Linked DNA regions of Homo sapiens: region 2 is linked to region 1. The links are chromatin loops, found by intact Hi-C in ENCODE. Cell type or tissue: PC-9. All regions are shown on one strand. Each heading gives the region's core, and the rest is flanking DNA. Links, peaks and the distances in the headings are about the cores only. Region 1 has its middle 15 kb from the start of RIIAD1. Region 2 overlaps PI4KB (phosphatidylinositol 4-kinase beta).

Region 1 (9,668 bases), core at 1,669-9,668:
CTGGTGAAGAGGAGGTAAAAGGCTATAACTGCATTTCTAAATGCAGTTATAGGGGAAAAGCAGAAAAGAGAAAAAGAGAGAAAAAAATAAACTATCTCTTGGAAAATGGGGTACTCAGTTACACTATCAGAATGTTAGCAACATCTCTTAGGGTCTTTGTCAGAGTACTAAATCCCATATCCTAAGAATGGGCTCCCATAGGCCAGGCGCAGTGGCTCATGCCTGTAATCCCAGCACTTTGGGAGGCTGAGGCGGGGCGGATCGCAAGGTCAGGAGTTTGAGACCAGCCTGGCCAACACGGTGAAACCCCATCTTTACTAAAAATACAAAAATTAGCCGGGCATGATGGCAGGCATGTGCCTGTAATCCCAGCTACTCAGGAGGTTGAAGCAGGAGAATCGCTTGAAACCGGAAGGTGGAGTTTTCAGTGAGCTGAGATCACACCACTGCACTCCAGCCTGGGCAACAAGAGTGACACTCTGTCTTAAAAAAAAAAAAAAGAATGGGCTCCCATATCCATACACTCTCCCTTATCAAACTTTATGTCCCACCCTCCTTGATCCAACACCCTCAGAATCCAGTCCCATACATCTCCAACCTGTATTTGCTAGTTAGGTCCTCTTGAACCTCCAGGGCATGGTGCATTTTTTCTCTTAGGGGAATCTTAGCTGAGTTCTAAAAGTACTTAATCCTAGTTATTGGTTTGCAGATCAGGAGAGGAGGTGGGGTAGGTTTTGAAGGGAACCTGTGTGGTCTTGCAAGCCAGAGGCTTCTCTATCATCCTTAAGCAAGGAAGTAGTGATAGCCTTTACCAGGAACAAGTGGGCACTTTTGCAGGCCCAAAAGATGGAGAATTTAAAAATTCAAGATTTTTTAAAGCATTAACCCAGCTGCCCCCACTCCTATGTCTCAGGGTCTCACTCCTTCTTGCCAGTGTTAAGAATTCAACCTTCTTTGGAGCCCTGCTACTGTTACAATTAAATATTGGACCTTATTCTCAATTTTGGGGGGCCTCTAGATACAAAAGATAAAAAATGTCTTTTAAATTGCTAAGGAGGGCCTTGGGCTTTCACTCTTAGCCTTTATTTGGTGATCAATCACCCTCAACCTTTCATTGCCTTTGTCCAATGCATTGATTGCCTCCAGCTAGCCATCCAATTCCATTGTCTTTATAAAACCTGATATATTTATCAGACCTGATATATTTCCCCCACTAAGCATTGCTTTCCCCCAGGATCCCATCCCAGTTCAGCACTAGTGAAAGCTTTGACAGTTGCACTGATACCTTGCTGGGGAATCTCCATGCTCCACCTACTGCCAGTGGCCCTCCCTGCCAGCGGCCAACAGGTATTTCCAGTTTAGAATCTCATTTTAGAATCTGCTTCCTCAGCACTCTTGGCACTGACTGTCAGGCTGGGTTCCTCGGGAAATATACTCTCAGATGGAGATTTGAGTAAAAGCAGTTCATTGAGTCGTGCTCTCAGGATCAACAACACTGGGAGAAAGTGAAGGCCTTAGAACTGGACAGCAGGAACTCAGGAACTGTTGTGGCCCTGCAGAGTTGTCCCCCACTGAGACAAGGAAATCAGAATCATGCAGGGGAATATACTTCCACATTGACCAGTAGATGCAGACTGTCTTAGGAGGGGGCATAATCTTGAATGAATTTTCACTTAAGGGTAACTCCTGGAGGAAGCCCAGCTGGGAACTGTCAGTCACCCAAATTCTTGGAAATGCTGGTGCAACCAGGAACTGTCAGTCACCCAAAATTCCCAGAAGTGCTGGGGGGAGGACAAGGATGAGTGCTTCAGTCCTGATGGGGGTGGGTATCTGGGTGGCACAACAGTATCCACTATAGTACCTTTTTTTCTTTTCTTTTTCTTTCTTTTTTTTTTTTTTTTGAGACAGAGTTTCACTCTTGTTGCCCAGGCTGGGCTGCTATGGTGCAATCTTGGCTCACTGCAACCTCCACCTCCTGGGTTCAAGCGATTCTCCTGCCTCAGCCCCCTGAGTAGCTGGGATTACAGGCATGCACCACCACAGCCGGCTAATTTTTTGTATTTTTAATAGAGACGGGGTTTCACCATGTTGGTCAGGCTGGTCTCAAACTCCCAACCTCAGGTGATCCACCCATCTTGGCCTCCCAAAGTGCTGGGATTATAGACATGAGCCACCGTGCCTGGCCTATAGTACCTTTAAATATGAGAATTGAGATATATTTTTTGATACTTCTCACCTAGATAAGTATTTTTTAGATATTTCTTACAGCTCTAAACGGCTACTCTTTCTTCCTAGTTGGTTTGGTTGTGGAATTTCACAAGGTTACATTACCATGTTACTTTGCCATTGAAGGGGCATCGCAGAGGAAAAGAAATCATACAGTGTTGTATTTCAAAGCCAAACAGACATTGTGTTTGGATTTTATTCAAGATTAGTCCTGGCTAGGTGTGGTGGCTCACGCCTGTAATCCCAGCACTTTGGGAGGCTGAGGCAGGTGGATCACGAGGTCAGGAGATCGAGGCCATCCTGGCCAACATGGTTAAACCCCGTCTCTACTACAAATAAAAAAATCAGCTGGGCATGGTGGTGTGTGCCTGTAATCCCAGCTACTCAGGAGGCTGAGGCAGGAGAATCGCTTGAAACAGGGAGTCGGAGGTTGCAGTGAGCTGAGATCACACCACTGCACTCCAGCCTGGCAACAGAGTGAGATTCCATCTCAAAAAAAAAAAAAAAAAAATTGGCCTAACGCAGCTATAGCTATTGTATTAGTCTGTTCTCACATTGCTATAAAGAAATACCTGAGACTGGGCAATTTATAAAGAAAACAGATTTAATTGGCTCACAGTTCCACAGGCTGTACAGGAAGCATGGCAGTATGTGCTTCCAGGGGGGGCCACAGGAAGCTTCTAATCATGGCAGAAGGCAAAGTTGGGGAGAGCATCTTACATGGCAGAAACAGGATCAAGGGTGGGGAGAGGTGCTACACACTTTTAAACAACCAGCTCTCACAAGAACTCACTATCACAAGAAAGGCACCAAGGGGATGGTGCTAAACCATTCATGAGAAACCCTCCCCCGTGATCCAATTACCTCCCACCTGGCCCACCTCCAACACTGGGGATTACAATTTAACATGATATTTGAGTGGGGACACAGATCCAAAAATATCATTCCACCCCTGGACCCTTCCCAATTTCATGTCCTTCTCATGTTGCAAAATACAATCATGCCTTCCCAACAGTCCCTCAAAGTCTTAACTCCTTTCAGCATTAGTCAAAAGTCCAAAGTCTATCTGAGACAAAGCTAGTCCCTTCGACCTATGAGCGTGTAAAATCAAAAACAGATTGGTTACTTCCAAGATACAATGAAAGTACAGGCATTTGGTAAATATTCCTGTTTGAAAAGGGAGAAATTGGTCAAAAGAAAGGGGCTGCAGGCCCCACACAAGTCTGAAACCGGGCAGGGCAGTTATTCAATCTTAAAACTCCAAAATCATCTCCTTTGACTCCATGTCTCACATTCAGGGCACACTGATGCAAGAAGTGGGCTCCCAAAGCCTTGAGCAGCTCTGCCCCTAAGGCTTTGCAGGGTTCAGCCCCTATAGTTGCTCTCATGGGCTGGCATTGAGTGACTGGAACTTTTTGAGGTTGAGGGTGCAAGCTGTCAGTGGCTCAAACATTTCAGGGTCTGGAAGGTGGTAGCCCTCTTCTTATAGCTCCACTAGGCAGTGCCCCAGTGGGGACTGTGTCAGGGAGCTCCAACTCCACATTTCCTCTCTGCACTGCCCTACTAGAGGTTCTCTGTGAGGGCTCCACCCTTACCAGCAGGGTTCTGCCTGGACATCCAGACTTTTCCATACATCCTCTGAAATCTAGGCAGAGGTTCTCAAGTCTCAGCTCTTGCACTCTGTGCACCCACAGGCTTAACACTACATGAAAGCCACCAAAGCCTAGGGTTTGCATCCTCTGAAGCAGTGGCCCAAGCAGTACCTTGGCCCCTTTGAGCCATGGCTGAAACTGGAGTAGCTAGGACATGAGGAGTAGTGTCCCAAGGCTACGCAGGGCAGCAGGACCCTGGGCCTGGCCCCTGAAACCATTCTTCTCTCCTAGGGCTCCGGGTGTATGATGGGAGGGACTGCATGTGGAGGTCTCTGAAATGCCTTCAAGGCATTTTCCCGATTGTCTTGGATATTAGCACTTGGTTCCTTTTTACTTATGCAAATTTCTGTGGCCTGCTTGGAATTTCTCCCCTGAAAATGGGCTTTTCTATTCTACCACATGGCTGGGCTGCAAATTTTTCAAAAACTTTTATGCTCTACTTCCCCTTTAAATGTAAGTTCCAGTTTTACATCATTTCTTTGCTCATGCATATGAGATAGGTTGTTAGAAACAGCCAGTCCATATCTTGAATGCTTTGTGGCTTAGAAATTTCTTCCACCAGATACCCTAAATCATCACTCTCAAGTTCAAAGTTCCACAGATCCCTTAGGGCAGGGGCACAATGCCACCAGATTGTTCACTAATATATAACAAAGGTGACCTTGCTCTAGTTCCCAATCAGTTCCTCATCTCCTTCTGAGACTTCATCAGCCTAGACTTTTTATCCATATCACTATCAGCATTTTTGTCACAACAATTTAACAAGTCTCTAGGAAGTTCCAAACTTTCCTTCATCTTCCTGGCTTCTTCTGAGCCCTCCACACCACACTCTTCCAACCTCTGCCAGTTACCCAATTCCAAAGCTGCTTCCACATCTTCAGGTATCTTTATAGCAATGCCCTACTCCTCAGAACCAATTTTATGTACTAGTCTGTTCTCACATTGCTATAAAGAAATACCTGAAGGCCAGGTGTGGTGGCTTATGCCTGCAATCCCAGCACTTTGGAAGGCCAAGGTGGGTGGATCACAAGGTCAGGAGTTTGAGACCAGCCTGACCAACATGGTGAAACCCTGTCTCTACTAAAAATACAAAAAATTAGCCAGGTGTGGTGGCATACACCTGTAATCCCAGCTACTCAGGAGGCTGAGGCAGGAGAATCACTTGAACCTGGGAGGCAGAGGTTGCAGTGAGCCAAGATTGTGCCACTGCACTCCAGCCTGGGCAACAGAGCAAGGCTCCATCTCAAAAAAAAAAAAACACAAAAAACCTACCTGTGAGCAGGTAATTTATAAAGAAAAATTGGCTCATGGTTCCATAGGCTGTACAGGAAGCATGGCAGCATCTGCTTCTGAATCATGGCAGAAGCAAAGATGGAATGAGTATCTTACATGGCAGGACCAGGACCAATAGAGAGTAGGAAGGTGCTACACACTTTTAAACAACCAGATCTCATGAGAACTCACTATCATGAGAACAGCACCAAGGGGATGGTGCTAAACCATTCATGAGAAACCACTCCCTAATCCAATCACCTCCCACCGGGCCCCACCTCCAACATTGGGAATTACAATTTGACCTGAGATTTGGGTGGGGACACAGATCCAAAACATATTAACTATTGAATACATGTAATCAAGAATACACTGTACATCTTACATTTTACTTTTGAAACTGTACTGTAATTATCTATGTATCTATGTATCTGTCTTCACTCACTAGACCATGAGTTCCTTGAGGAGTGTGTCTTATTCCCAAAACTTTGCATCTTGAGTACATAATACGCCCTAATATTTGTTGAATGAGTGAATAAGTGAATGAATAAATGAATGAATAATCAATTTGCAAGGTTTCTCTTCAGATACTTTAAAGAAGTAAACATTGAATGGGTATGGTGGCTCATGCCTGTAATCCAAGTACTTTGGGAGGCCAAGGTGGGCAGATCACTTGAGATCACAAGTCTGAGACAAGCCTGGCCAACATGGTGAAACCCCATCTCTACTAAAAATACAAAAATTAGCTGGGCATGGTGGCACATGCCTGTAATCCTACCTGCTTGGGAGGCTGAGGCATGAGAATCACTTGAATGCAGGAGGCAGAGGTTGCAGTGGGCTGAGATATCACCACTGTACTCCAGCCTATGGACTCCATCTCAAAAAAAAAAAGAAAGAAGTAAACGTCTAAGGTACTCATTGAAGCAGCACTGCCCAGGGCTAAGGCCCTGGTCTTTGTAACATCTAAAGAACTTTCTATTACAGGAATCTGTGTGTTTGTTACTATTTTCCCACTCCCAGCCCAGCCTTGTTTCCTCTTCTCTCCCTCCTGCTGACATTCCACTCAGGCCTTGAGCAGGCATTCTCCAAACAGCATGTCAACTCTGCAGACATGCCCAGGAGAGGGCAGCAGAGACCAGTCCAGCTAGACTGAGAGTGGCCTGCTTTCCAGACATTGCCCTTCCTTCCCACCCCGTGGACACAGCAAGGCAACCACACACTGAGGCAATCCTTACTGCAAGCCTAGGGAGAGCTACTGCTCCAATTTTGAAGATCAGGAACCTGACACAGAGGGGTTGCTGAAGGTCACTAGGTGGCAAAGCATGCCTGCCTGTAGCCAGCTTATTAGCTCGTGTATTTGCTCTCTGGATATCAGATCCAATCTGAGCAGCAATTCCAAGACACTCCTAACTTTACCTTAAAAGTAAAATATATCAGAAGAGATGAAAGCGTCCAATTACTGGATGCTCAAGCATCTCCCATTACAAGAAACCACCCTTGACCCTGCTTCCCCCTCCAACGACTGCCCTTTCTCCATTTCCTCTCCCATCCATGCTCCTAGAAAGCTGTCTTCAAGGGCAGTGTATATCTACTTCCATGTCTTCATCTCCCAATTGCCACCAAGTTGACCGCAATCTGACTTCTGCCTACCCCACTGAAGCTATTCATGTTCACATCACCATGACCCAACTGCAAACTCAGTGGAAAACTTTTGGCCAAAATTCATCTCCCCATTTCCCCTGCCCCTACCTGCTTCCCCTCTGTATTAGTGAATGATTCCAGCATTCCTCTTCTTTCCCATGCAAGAAACCTGGAAGTCATTCTAGAATCTACAACTTCTGTAATAACTCCACCCCATTCAAATTACAGGTCCTGCCAATTCCCCTTCCTAAATATGTCTAGAATTCACCTCCTGTTTTCATGCCACTGCATATATCAAGGCCTCATCCTGCAGTTCAGTCTTCCAACATCCCATCGATTTATCATTCAGCAAATGCGTATTGAGCAGCTGCACGAGGTCAGGAGATCGAGACCAGCCTGACCAACTTGGTAAAAATACAAAAATTAGCTGGGTGTGGTGGCACACACCTGTAATCTCAGCTACTCAGGAGGCTGAGGCAGGAGAATTGCTTGAATCCGGGAGGCGGAGGTTACACTGAGAGTGCAGGAGAGGGCGTACTCTGATTTCAGTTTCTTAAAAGATCATTCTAAAAGATCGCTCTGTCAGCCAGGCTGGAGTGCAGTGGCTCAATCTCAGCTCACTGCAACCTCTGCCTTCTGAGTTCAAGCAATTCTCCTGCCTCAGCATCCCAAGTAGCTGGGATTACAAGTGTGTGCCACCATGCCCGGCTAATTTTTTTTGTATTTTTAGTAGAGATGAGGTTTCACCATGTTGGCCAGGCTGGTCTCAAACTCCTGACCTCAAGTAGTCCACTGCCTTGGCTTCCCAAAGTGTTGGGATTACAGGTTTGAGCCACTGCACCCAGCCTACAAAATTTTTTTTTAAAATCAGTGGTGGCATATACCTGTAGTCCTAGTACTAGGGAGGCTGAAGTAAGAGGACTGTTTGAGCCCAAAAGTTTGAAGTTACAGTGAAGTACGCTGTACTCCAACCTGAGTGACAGAACAAGACTGTCTCAAAAATAAATAAATAAAACTTTAAAAAAAGAATTATCCTAGCTGTTACATGGAAGATGGATCAGAAAGTGCAGGTGGGGCAGATGCTGATTTGGGGCTGACCCAGCAGTTTCCCTCCTGTTCCTGGTCTCTGTTGAGGATGGGCCGCAAGACCCTGGTCTGGCCAGTGAGGGAGAGGTGGGAGACCTTCGGAGAAAGTTTGTCTTTGCTGATAAAAAGGGACACAGTCAGCTGGCGCAGCTCTCTGCCCTTCTCCCTGCCTGAAATGTAAAGAGGACACCTGAGAGTGCAGGAGGCCTCACAGCCATGACGGGACAGGCTAAGGCTGGCAGAGTGAGGACAGAAAAAACCTGGTCTGGGTACTTGTCAACATCATTGACCCTTTGACTCTTGCCTACTGCTGAACTTGTTAGGTGAGAAAAATGACCCCGTATTTGTTTAAGTCACTATAAATTTGGTTTTCTGTTACCTACAGCTAAATACATTCTCAACTGAAATAGTGGACAGAGAGTCAGCAAAGAGACCAGGGTAAGAAGCAACTGAAGTGGTGCAGGTGAGAGAAAATGACAGCTTGGACAATTATAAACAAACAAAAAAAAACAAAAACACAGAATCTCACTGTTGCCCAGGCTGGAGTACAGTGGCGTGATCTCGGCTCACTGCAGCCTTGACCTCCCAGGCTCAAGCGATCTTCCCATCTCAGCTTCCTGAGTGGCTGAGAACACAGGTGTGCGTCACCACACCCAGCTAATTTTAGTGGGGTTTTTTGGTAGAGTCAGGGTTTCGCCACATTGGCCAGGCTGGTCTCGAACTCCTGACCTCAAGTCCACCTCAGCCTCCCAAAGTGCTTAGGATTACAGGCGTGAGCCACCATGCCTGACCAGCTTGGACAATTATGATCGTCTCCCTACAGGTCTTCCCATTTCTAGACTTAGTTTCCCCTAATTTGTCTTCCACGCTATTATACTTTCTCAGTGCAAATCTCTTTATAAATTCCCCTCGGCTTACAATTCTTTGCTGGCTCTCCATTGCCTACATGATGAAAACCTAACCTCCTTTGCCTAGTACACAGCACCCTTTGATTTGTCCTACCTTCTCTTCTGACTTTTCCTCTCACCACCCCTACCCTTGTACTTCATACATCACCAGGGGGCACGCCACTAGCAAACACCTCCCATGCACCAGGTACTGTCCATTCTTTATCTCTAATCCAAACGACCTGGAAAGGTGGGTATTGTAGGTCTTATAGATGAGAAACCCAGTGCTCAAGGAAGTGAAGTGATTTGGACAAGGCCAGACATCTAGTAAGTGGTGGATCAGGATGTAAACTCTGGTTTGATTTTGAAACAAAAGAGATTCACTATTCTCATTTGCCAAGAAGTCTGAAGGTAGGTGGGTGATTTCTGGGCTGTTTAAGTGATCAGAAATGCCATCAGGACCCCAGGGTCTCCCCGTCTTCCCTTTCTGCTGTTTTAGAGGTCTGGCTTTCACCCTCACACTGATTACCTCATGGTCTTAAGATGGCTGCTCAGGCTGAGTGTGGTGGCTCACGCCTGTAATCTCAGCATTTTGGGAGGCCAAGGTGGGCGGATCACATGAGGCCAAGAGTTTGAGACCAGCCTGACCAACATGGTGAAACCCTGTCTCTACTAAAAATACAAAAATTAGCTGGGCATGGTGGCACATGCCGGTAATCCTACTGCTCAGGAGGCTGAGGCAGGAGAATCGCTTGAACCTGGGAGGCAGAGGTTGCACTGAGCCAAGATCGCGCCCCTGCACTCTAGCCTGGGCGACAGAGTGACACTCTGTCTCACGAAAAAAAAAAAAATGGCTGTACAGCTCGAGACATCACATTCAGGTCCAAATCAGAAAGGGAAGGGC
Region 2 (11,336 bases), core at 1,994-9,993, 430 kb after region 1:
AGTGCGATTGTGATTTTGAGAGCCCCCCTGTATCCCTTTTTGGGCTTTGTTTTTCTGGACCAAAGAAACCTAATCTTTTTAGCTTCCTTCTTGCTGTATCTTAGGAGAATTGCTCTTCACCCCACCTTATGGTCATTTTGGTAGCTTTTCTCCAGCCTTTCTATAACTCTTGGGCTTTCCAGATACAGCAACCATAAGGATAGAGAAATATTTTGTTTCTAAGACCTTTTCTGATCAGAATGAGCCGACAAAAGGAGAGAAGGATGCCCAATTCACACTGGAGAGAATTAGCTGAATTTGTGTGCTGACTGGAATGAGTATTCATGGTTCAGATTCTTCTTTTTTTTTTGAGATGGAGTCTCACTCTATTGCGGAGGCTGGAGTGCAGTGGCACAATCTTGGCTTACTGCAACCTCCGCAACCCAGGTTCAAGCGATTCTCCTGCCTTAGCCTCCTGAGTAGCTGGGATTACAGGCGCCTGCCACCACACCCGGCTAATTTTTGTAGTTTTAGTAGCGACGGGGTTTCGCCATCTTGGCCAGGCTGGTCTTGAACTCCTGACCTCATGATCCACCCGCCTCGGCCCCCCAAAGTGCTAGGATTACAGGCGTGAGCCACCGCGCCCGGCCCATATTCTTCTTTCAAAGGAAATACTGAAGTTTGGGACACTCCTTGGGACAGTGCCCAGCTTTGTCCCAGTCTTTTTGTCCACTGTAGCTCCCTGGGCCCTGTCTTCAGGACGAGCCCACAGAGGCATCTAGGCCTCCCTTACAGCCTGTAATTGATAGTCTAGAGTGGTTTGGCCCAAGCACATCATCTGTACATTTTGGAGCTCAGTTGAAATATTTTGAAGACTTAAGGATTCTGTCACACAAATTCTTTACATAGGTGATCATAGGACAAGTATCTGCCCTAAATATAGTGTTCATAGTTTCAGAGGACTATTGGATGAAGGCTGGAGCTAGGAGAAAGGACAGCAGGAAGAACCTTGCTAACAGAGTTGAGATTTGGGGGTTAGTGGTGGAAGTAAGTTGCAAATACTGTCTCACTCTTCCCCCAGGCTCCCTACCTGATTTATGTGGAAGTCCTTGAATGTGAAAACTTTGACACCACCAGTGTCCCTGCCCGGATCCCCGAGAACCGAATTCGGAGTACGAGGTCCGTAGAAAACTTGCCCGAATGTGGTATTACCCATGAGCAGCGAGCTGGCAGCTTCAGCACTGTGCCCAACTATGACAACGATGATGAGGCCTGGTCGGTGGATGACATAGGCGAGCTGCAAGTGGAGGTGAGAGGGCTTCAGGGAGGTAATGCTGGGTCACAGGAGCTTTCTCCAGGAGCTTTCACTATATTGGAAACAAGACAGCATATCCCAAGGCAGGGTAAGGCAAGTATCCTAATGAGTGGTGTAGGTAGTGAGGGGTAATATGGGGAAAGCTCTGAACAACTCTAGCCTGGAATAGATTCAGGTGGAGTTCATTTTCCAGGTGAAGGATTCAGATTTAAATGTAAAGAGGAGCTTCTAGGCCAAGGGGAGTGAGGGAAATTTAATGAAAATATTTATTGAACACCTACATAAAGTTGTCATAGAATAGCAGAGGATGAGAAGTCATACATTAATTCATTCAAGAAATTTTTATTGAGGGCCTTCTATGTGCCAGACCTGAGTGCTGTATGCTAGTGAACAAGACTTGGCCCCTGCCTACAAGGGATTTATGACCTAACTGGAAAGAGAACAAGGCCAGTAAGCAAGTAGTTGTAGTGTGGTGAGAGTCAAGTCATGGGGGAAAGGATAGGACATTATAAGAGCACCAGACTTGGGGCGGGCATCACAAGAGATTTCCTGGAGGAAGTAATCTCTCAGCTGAGGCTGGAAGCATGGGTAGGAATTAGCTGGACAAAGAGTGCTGGACAGAGGGAACACTGCATGCAAAGGCCAGAAGACAAGAGGGAGCTTGGGCCATTATAGGAATTGAAAGAAATTTTGCCTGGCTGTGATGTGCAGGTGTGAGGTAAGAAGTGGTGAAGAATAAGACTGGACACGTGGGCATGGACCAGACTATAGGAAGGACCCTGTAAGCTGGGGAAAGAAACTTGAACTTTATTCTGGGGCATGAAGAGCCAGAGCAGAATTTTGTGTAGAGCTATTAACACAGCTGGCCAGGCGCAGTGGCTCACACCTGTAATCCCAACACTTTGGGAGGCCGAGGTGGGTGGATCGCTTGAAGTCAGGATTTCGAGACCAGCCTGGCCAACAAGGTGAAACTCCATCTCCACTAAAACTAGAAAAATTATGCCGGGTGCGGTGGCGCACGCCTGTAATCCCAGCACTTTGGGAGGACAGGGCGAGCAGATCACCTGAGGTCAGGAGTTCGAGACCAGCCTGGCCAACATGGTGAAACCCCGTCTCCACTAAAAATACAAAAATTAGCCGGGCGTGGTGGCATGTGCCTGTAATCCCAGCTAATCGGGAGGCTGAGGCAGTAGAATTATTCGAACCCAGGAGGCGGAGGTTGCAGTGAACCAAGATCACGCCACTGCACTTCAGCCTGGGTGACAAGCAAAATTCCGTCTCAAAAGAAAAAAAAAAAAAAGCCAGGTGTGGTGGAACATGCCTGTAATCCCAGCTACTCGGGAGGCAAGTGATTCTTGAAGCACAAGAATCACTTGAACCTGGGAGGCGGAGGCTGCAGGGAGCTGAGATCACAGCACTGCACTCCAGCCTGGGTGACAGAGTGAGACTCTGTCTTAAAACAAAACAAAACAAAAACACAGCCAGGGCCAGGCGCGGTGGCTCACGCCTGCAATCCCAGCACTTCGGGAGGCTGAGGTGGGCAGATCACCTGAGGTCAGGAGTTCAAGAACAGCCTGACTAACATGGTGAAACCCCGTTCCTACTAAAAATACAAAAAATTAGCCAGGCATGGTGGCGCGCGCCTGTAATCCCAGCTACTCAGAAGGCTGAGGCAGGAGAATCGCTTGAACCTGGGAGGCGGAGGTCGCAGTGAGCCGAGATCACACCATTGCACTCCAGCGTGGGCAACAAGAGCGAAACTCCGTCTAAAAAAAAAAAAAAAAAACACACAGCCAGGTTTCACTTTGCCAAAAGGCAGAATCTCTGTCTTTGAGCTTATAGTCCAATTGCAGAAATTAGACATTTAAGAAAAAAAAATTTAGATATACAACAAAGCAGTGTGTACTAGGTGACAAATGGAGTTGAGAAGAAATGCTCTGGTATGAAGGACAGAAGAGACTTGACATGGGCCTTGGGGTCTGGTAGAATATTCTGTATTTAGAGAGAGATGAGAAGATAAGATTGAATGACTTAGATTGAAGAAACTGTCAGAAGCTAGTCTGCAAAGAGTCTGCTTTGGACCCTAGGGGAGAACGCATCCCTATCCTTGGGGGACTCTCAGTGAGGCTGAAATTTTGAGCTCCTGTAATGGTCATGGCAGTGGTTTGCAAACTTTAGTGCATTGGAAGTCTTCTGGAGAACTTGTTAAAAATTCAGACTTTCAGATCCCATTCCTAGTAATTATAATTCAGATTGATGGTGGGGCCTGGGAATCTGCATTCTGGGTAATTCTACTGCAGGTAGTTCACATGTTGAGAAATGCTGCTCTGGGCAGCCTGGGGTCCCAGTAACCAACATGGTGTGTAAGCAGAGTTTGAAAGAGAGGGATGAGCATGCTGCAGTGATAGCAAGCAAGCAGGAGGGGAAAGACGGGAGACCTATACTTTAGCACTTCTGACCAGCACTCCCCTTTCTCCAGCTCCCCGAAGTGCATACCAACAGCTGTGACAACATCTCCCAGTTCTCTGTGGACAGCATCACCAGCCAGGAGAGCAAGGAGCCTGTGTTCATTGCAGCAGGGGACATCCGGTATGGCCAGATCACATTGCCCCTCATTTTTCATCCCTCTTTCAGGAACTTCCCATCTCTTTGTTACCTTCCTCTCCATCTCAATCATCTGTTGTTGGCCTGTGTCTTTCCCTCTTTCATTCTGTCCTTGTTTGGGGCCACCAAACTTGAGGCAATGAAGGTGTAGGTTGAGAAATTACTTGGGCTACCAAAGAAGGAAATTAAATTTTAAAAAGACTCCAAAGGGATGAAAGCACCAGAGGGGCCGGGCATAGTGGCTCACACCTGTAACCCCATCACTTTGGGAGGCCGAGGCGGGCAGATCACGAGGTCAGGAGATCGAGACCATCCTGGCTAACACGGTGAAACTCCGTCTCTATTAAAAATACAAAAAAATTAGCCAGGCGTGGTGGCGGATGCCTGTAGTCCCAGCTACTTGGGAGGCTGAGGCAGGAGAATGACGTGAACCCGGGAGGCGGAGCTTGCAGTGAGCCGAGATCGCACCACTGCACTCCAGCCTGGGCGACAGAACGAGACTCCGTCTCAAAAAAAAAAAAAAAAAAAAACAAGAAAGCACCAGAGGAAGGAGTTTGAGCAGTGTGTCTCAAGGTGGGGTCTCAAAGCGACTGTGTCAGAATCCAGGGGGAGGAAGGAGGACTTGTTGAAAATGCAGATTCTAGGCTGGGTGCGGTGGCTCACGCCTGTAATCCCAACACTTTGGGAGGCTGAGGCGGGTAGATCATAAGGTCAGGAGATCGAGACCATCCTGGCTAACACGATGAAACCCCATCTCTACCAAAAAAATACAAAAAAAAAATTAGCTGGGCGTGGTGGTGGGCGCCTGTAGTCCCAGCTACTCGGGAGGCTGAGGCAGGAGAATGGCGTGGACCCAGGAGGCGGAGCTTGCAGTGAGCCGAGATCTCGCCACTGCACTCCAGCCTGGGAGACACAGCGAGATTCTTATCTCAAAAAAAAAAAAAAAAAGAAAAGAAAAGAAAAATGCAAATTCTAGAGACACACCCATTCTGAATCAGCCTTGGTAGAGGAATATGGAGGGCCTGGTAATCTTAATTTTAACATGATTACAATCAGTTAGCAAAAAGGTGTCATTGGTTATGTTTTCTTCCATGAGTCCCTTTCAGCCTGGGTTCCTATCTTTGTGTGTCCAGAATCCAGGAGACAGTGCAGGAAATGTCAGTATAGACTGGGCATGGGGCTTGGGGGTAGCTTCTCCAAGCAAATGATGTATTTTCTTCCTGCCAGCCGGCGCCTTTCGGAACAGCTGGCTCATACCCCGACAGCCTTCAAACGAGACCCAGAAGATCCTTCTGCAGTTGCTCTCAAAGAGCCCTGGCAGGAGAAAGTACGGTGAGTTGGGTGTGGGTCTCTGAACCCCTCTCAAAGCTCAGAGGCAGTTGTAAGTGCTCACTGCACCAACTTTATTGTCCATCAGCCTCCAAAAAAATCTGTCAGGCTTCCAGGCTGTCTGGGTCCTTGCCCTATGGGGCGTTTGCTTGGGATTTTTTGTGGAAGCCATGTCTCTTGTCCTCACCCTGGCATCAACCTTTGACACCCTTTACTTCTGTCTTCACAGGCGGATCAGAGAGGGCTCCCCCTACGGCCATCTCCCCAATTGGCGGCTCCTGTCAGTCATTGTCAAGTGTGGGGATGACCTTCGGCAAGAGCTTCTGGCCTTTCAGGTGTTGAAGCAACTGCAGGTAAGAGAAGAGAAGGAGAGGCCAGGCACAGTGGCTGTAATCCCAGCACTCTGGGAGGCCGAGGCGGGTGGATTACAAAGTCGGGAGTTCAAGATCAGCCTGGCCAAGATGGTGAAACCCTGTCTCTACTAAAAATACAAAAATTATGGCCGGGTGTGGTGGTTCATGCCTGTAATCCCAGCACTTTGGGAGGCCGAGGCGGGTGGATCACGAGGTCAGGAGATCGAGACCATCCTGGCTAACACGGTGAAACCCTGTCTCCACTAAAAATACAAAAAATTAGCCGGGTGTGGTGGCGGGCGCCTGTAGTCCCAGCTACTCCGGAGGCTGAGGCAGGAGAATGGCGTGAGCCCGGGAGGCGGAGCTTGCAGTGAGCGGAGATTGCACCACTGCACTCCAGCCTGGGCGACAGAACGAGACTCCGTCTCAAAAAAAAAAAAATAAAAATAAAAATACAAAAATTAGCTGGGTGCAGTGATGGGCACCTGTAATCCCAGCTACTTGGGAGGCTGAGGCAGGAGAATAGCTTGAACCCAGGAGGCAGAGGTTGCAGTGAGCTGAGATTGTGCCACTGCAGTCTAGCCTGGGCGACAGAGCAAGACTCTGTCTCAAAAAAAAAGGAGAGAAAGGGAAACTCAGCCCAACTCCAGCCAACCGGAGGTGACTACACAGATTATTCTGCCGGGGACCACCTTCCTGCCAAGGTCTAAAACAAAAGCAGAGTAAAGAGAAGCTAGTGCAACTTTCCCCTGGGAAGAACAGCCATAGGAACAGCTCCACAGCGGCCTCTTTTGGCCCTTTTGTGACCTGCACCTGTCCTGTTCCAAGTCTGAACTTTAGAGTGCTAGGTTTGCCTTTTAGATCAAAACTTCCAAAATGTCCTGGCACCCTGGCATGGGCCTGTAGTCTCAGCTAGTCAGGAGGCTGAGGTGGGAGGATGTCTTGAGCCCAGGAGTTCTGGGCTGCAGTCCACTATGCCAATTGGGTGTCCGCGCTAAGTTCGGCATCAATATGGTGACCTCCTAGGAATAGGGGACCATCAGGTTGCCTAAGGGAGGGGTGAACTGGCCCAGGTCGGAAATGGAGCAGGTCAGAACTCCCGTGCTCATCAGTAACAGGATCGAGACTGTGAATAGCCACTGCACTCCAGCCTGAGCAACATAGCAAGACCCTGTCTCTGAGAAAAATATGCATTTGAAGAAATCAGCGTTTTTTTTTCCTTATTTTATTTTTTTTGAGATGGAGTTCTGCTCTTGTTTCCCAGGCTGGAGTGCAATGGCGCAATCTCGGCTCACCACAACCTCCGCCTCCCAGGTTCAAGCGATTCTCCTGCCTCAGCCTTCCCAAGTAGCTGGGATTATAGGCATGCGCCACCACGCCCGGCTAATTTTGTATTTTTAGTAGAGATAGGGTTTCTCCATGTGAGCCAGGCTGGTCTCGAACTCCCGACCTCAGGTGATCCGCCCACCTCCACCTCCCAAAGTGCTGGAATTACAGGCATGAGCCACCGCTCCTGGCTGAAGAAATCAGCATTTCTAACTGAAGTGAGCCAAAAAGAAAATTTTGCGGAGGCAAAGTTTAGTGACCCACCTTTTCCTAGTGTTAAGTGTGTGCTAAGGCACATGGAAGACCAATTTATTTATACAAGGCACTGAGATTTTTTCAAGAAATAGCTGTCAAATCTCAAGGTGAAGATCTAAATGTGAACAGTTTACTAATGCACTACTGAAGTTTAAATCTGTGGCACAATCATTGTAAACATGGGGTTCATTTCTCTAAATTGATTTCTAATCTGAAATTACTGGAAAACTTCCTTGCCCGTTTTTGCCAAACTCAATTTTTGGTTTTTGGCATATATCCATTATTCAAACTTAATGCCTCTAATTTTAATGCCAACACAATTGGTTGTAATCAAATTTTTAAATAATAATAATTTGGTCCTCCCCCCTTTAAAAAACAACATAAAAACTTCCCAAATTGGTCTGTAGCAGGTAGGTTATAGTGTGCTGAAATATTGATCTTCTGATACCCCTGGGTTGGTCACCTGCAAGCCACTTAATTGTTTAATACTGTTCTTTATACCATATAAATATTTTCATTTTCCAGAGAAGTCTTCTCTGGACCTAAATCCTTTCCTTTTTTCTTTTTTTTCGTCGGAGAGAGTCTCGCTCTGTCGCCCAGGCTGGAGTGCAGTGGTGCAATCTTGGCTCACTGCAACCTCCACCTCCTGGGTTCAAGCGATTCTCCTGCCTTAGCCTCCTGAGTAACTGGGATTACAGGCATACACCACCACGCCTGGCTAATTTCTGTATTTTTAGTAAAGACGAGGTTTCACTCTCTACTGAGGTTGGCCAGGCTGGTCTTGAACTCCTGACCTCAGGTGATCCGCCCTCCTTGGTCTCCCAGAGTGCTGGGATTACAAGCATAAGCCACCGCACCTGGCCTCTTTTTTCTTATTATTTGAACTTACAGCTCCCATTCTCCCTGCTTGAGAGGGGATAGTGAAGTTTCCTGTTCTCCCTGCCTGTCTTGGGCTTTCTACTTAGGTGATACCTTTTCCCACATACCTGAGTGTAGTTTCTGACTTTGTCAGGCCCTAGACTTCCTTTCCAAACTCCCTGGTCCTCACTGGGTTAAGTGAGTCTTACTCATTTGATGGCTTAGAATTCAATGCTACCAAGGAGAGAGGCTGGAGAAAGGGAAGAGTTTTAGCCTTCTTCTCTAGTTTGGAGAAAGATAAGAGTCCTGTATCCTCCATGTCTCCTCACAGTCCATTTGGGAACAGGAGCGAGTGCCCCTTTGGATCAAGCCATACAAGATTCTTGTGATTTCGGCTGATAGTGGCATGATTGAACCAGTGGTCAATGCTGTGTCCATCCATCAGGTGAAGAAACAGTCACAGCTCTCCTTGCTCGATTACTTCCTACAGGAGCACGGCAGTTACACCACTGAGGCATTCCTCAGTGCACAGCGCAATTTTGTGCAAAGTTGTGCTGGGTACTGCTTGGTCTGCTACCTGCTGCAAGTCAAGGACAGGTAGGTGACTTCTGCTGCTCATCCTAACATTTCTCCAGGGTTCTCTCTGTCCCTTCGTGTGTAGTTCTCAATTACTTATTACTGCCCTCCATGGCAAAGATGTGAAAAATGAAACAATGTATTTTAAGCAGAGACAGATGTGTTCCCATGACATTAAGTCAGGAGGCAGACTAATAAGAACTAGGGTAAAAGGGCAAAGAAATGAAGGATTTATGGGAGGACTAAGGGTTTGAGTGAGCAGGGTCTTCAAGGACAAGGGAAAATGATGACAGAGGAAGCTGCAGGGGAGGTACATCCCAGCTAGAAGAAATAATTGAATGTGATTAAAGCACAGACTGCACTGCATGGCAGTGGAGTAGGAGGTGGTACCATGAGGCAGGTAAATTGAGGCCAGTTGAAGAAGGGCCTTCATTGTGAAGCTTAGGTGTTTTATTTTGCAGGCAGAGGAATGACATGATCCAGTCTGTGTTGATTAAATGCCCTGTGGCACTGTGGGTGAAGGTGGATGTAATTGGGTGTTTAGCAACAAAGCAAGAGATAATAGGGCCTGGCACTAAGGGTAGTGGTTAGTGACTGAGAGCAGAAAGGAGAAACATGATGGAGATGAAGTGGAAACTCTCAGCCATGAACTCTCCTCACTTCTTATTCCAGCATATGATTTCCACAGCTTTTAAGTATCTGTTGTTTTGCCCAGAGCTGTCATTTTTTTTCAATATGACATGACCTTGATGAAAACTAACTACACATATAGGTGAGGCACATAATGTACAAAAATAATTACACCATCTAGGCCCTGCCTTCTAAGAGTATCTCCCAACAGTGACCCAGGGTCTCTGCCCTGAATGCTCCTATGAGTTCCAGCTCTAGACCCTCGGCACAGGGCAGCTGTCCTGGAAAGGTGGAAATGCAATGGCCAGTGCTGCTGGGGCTTCCAGTAACATGGTGGCCCATTAAGATCTAGCTAATAATGGCTGGGTGTGGTGGCTCATGCCTATAATCCCAGTACTTTGGGAGGCTGACACGGGTGGATCACCTGAGGTCAGGAGTTTGAAACCAGCCTGGCCAACATGGTGAAACCCCATCTCTACTAAAATACAAAAAGAAAATTAGCTGGGCCTGGTGGCAGGCGCCTAATCCCAGCTATTTGGGAGGCTGAGCAGGAGAATCACTTGAACCCGGGAGGCAGAGGTTGCAGTGGGCCAAGATGGCACCATTGCACTCCAGACTGGACGACAAGGGTGAAATTCCAACTCAAAAAAAAAAAAAAATTTATATATATACATACACATACATACATACATTAGCTGGGCTTGGTGATGCACACCTGTAATCCCAGCTACTCGGGAGGTAAGGCAGGAGAATTGCTTGAACCCAGGAGGTGGAGATTGCAGTGAGCCAAGATCATGCCACAGTACTTTAGTCTGGGCAACAAAGCGAGTCTCAAAAAAAAAAAAAAAAAATCTAGCCAACAAGGCCGAGGCAGGAGGATCGCTTGAGCCCAGGAGTTCGAGACTAGCCTAGGCAACATAGTTAGATCCCGTCTCTACAAAAAATAAAAATTAGCCAAGCATGGTGGTATACAGCTGTGGTCCCAGCTACTTTGGAGGCTGAGGTGGGAGGATCACTTGAGCAGGAGGTTAAGGGCAACAGAGTGAGACCCTGTCTAAACAAAACAAAACAACTAGCTAGCTAGCTAGCTAACAGAGCAGCTTATTAGAAATGTAGCATCTAGGCTGGATGCAGTGGCTCACGCCTGTAATCCCAACACTTTGGGAGCCTGAGGCAGGTGAATCACCTGAGGTCAGTAGTTCAAGACCAGCCTGACCAACATGGCAAAACCCCATATCTACTAAAAATACCAAAAATTCACCAGGCGTGGTGGCGCATGCCTGTAATCCCAGCCACTCAGGAGGCTGAGGCAGGACAATTGCTGGAACCCGGGAGGTGGAGGTTGCAGTGAGATGAGATCGCGCGACTGCACACCAGCCTGGGTGACACTGAGACTCCATCTCAAAAAAAAAAATAAAAATTAGTCTTAGGCTGGGTGTGGTGGCTCACGCCTGTAATCCCAGCACTTTGGGAGGCCGAGGTGGGCAAATCGCCTGAGGTCAGGAGTTTGAGACCAGCATGACCAACACGGTGAAACCCCATCTCTACTAAAAATAAAAAATTAGCTGGGTGTGGTGGCGGGCGCCTGTATTCCCAGCTACTTGGGAGGCTGAGGCAGGAGAATCACTTGAACCCAGGAGGCAGAAGTTGCAGTGAGCCAAGATCGCACCATTGCACACCAGCCTGGGTGACAGAGTGAGACTTCATCTCAAAAAAAAAAAAAAGAAATCTAGCATCTATTAAGTTCTGCCATGGCCTGACATTCTTATATTTAAACCAGATGAAAACCCTGTCAGACACGTGTTTCCTCATGAGGGAAATAACAGTCAGGTAGCTTTTAGACCCTGTGCTCATTCCACCCTGCGCTCATTCCACCCTGCCAGCCCTACAAATGGACCCAGGCTCTGCATTTGAGAGCTGTAGGAGAATGTAATATTTTTGTGTGTGTGTGTGAGACAGAGTCTTGCTCTGTTGTCCAGGCTGGAGTGCAGTGGCGTGATCTCGGCTCACTGTAACCTCTGCCTCCCAGAGTTCAAGTGATTCTCCCACCTCAGCCTCCTGATTAGCTGGGATTACAGGCATGCGCCACCACGCCCAGCTAATTTTTGTAT

The links. Peaks named below come from ENCODE experiments on the same cell type or tissue, not always from the same donor. Only the 100,000 strongest peaks of a DNase experiment are listed, where the experiment ranks them.
Region 2: it touches region 1 in a loop (14-fold over the local background); 10 of 110 quality-filtered maps call a loop at or near these places.

The regions. Positions count from the first base shown.
Region 1 is chr1:151,731,841-151,741,508 of GRCh38, reverse strand. No RefSeq gene overlaps it. Among named protein-coding and RNA genes, the nearest start is that of RIIAD1, 15 kb to the right of the region's middle. In PC-9, for the core only: a CTCF peak has its summit at 6,269 (motif pointing right); a DNase peak (open chromatin) is centred at 6,288.
Region 2 is chr1:151,296,088-151,307,423 of GRCh38, reverse strand. PI4KB (phosphatidylinositol 4-kinase beta) reads left to right here. Exons shown (of 12, transcript NM_001369623.2): 5 at 1,061-1,288; 6 at 3,774-3,883; 7 at 5,126-5,230; 8 at 5,457-5,580; 9 at 8,351-8,616. It also overlaps the pseudogene RN7SL444P. Among named protein-coding and RNA genes, the nearest start is that of ZNF687, 19 kb to the right of the region's middle. RefSeq lists an enhancer at 10,919-11,336. In PC-9, for the core only: CTCF peaks have their summits at 6,183 and 6,383; no DNase peak of the experiment used is centred there.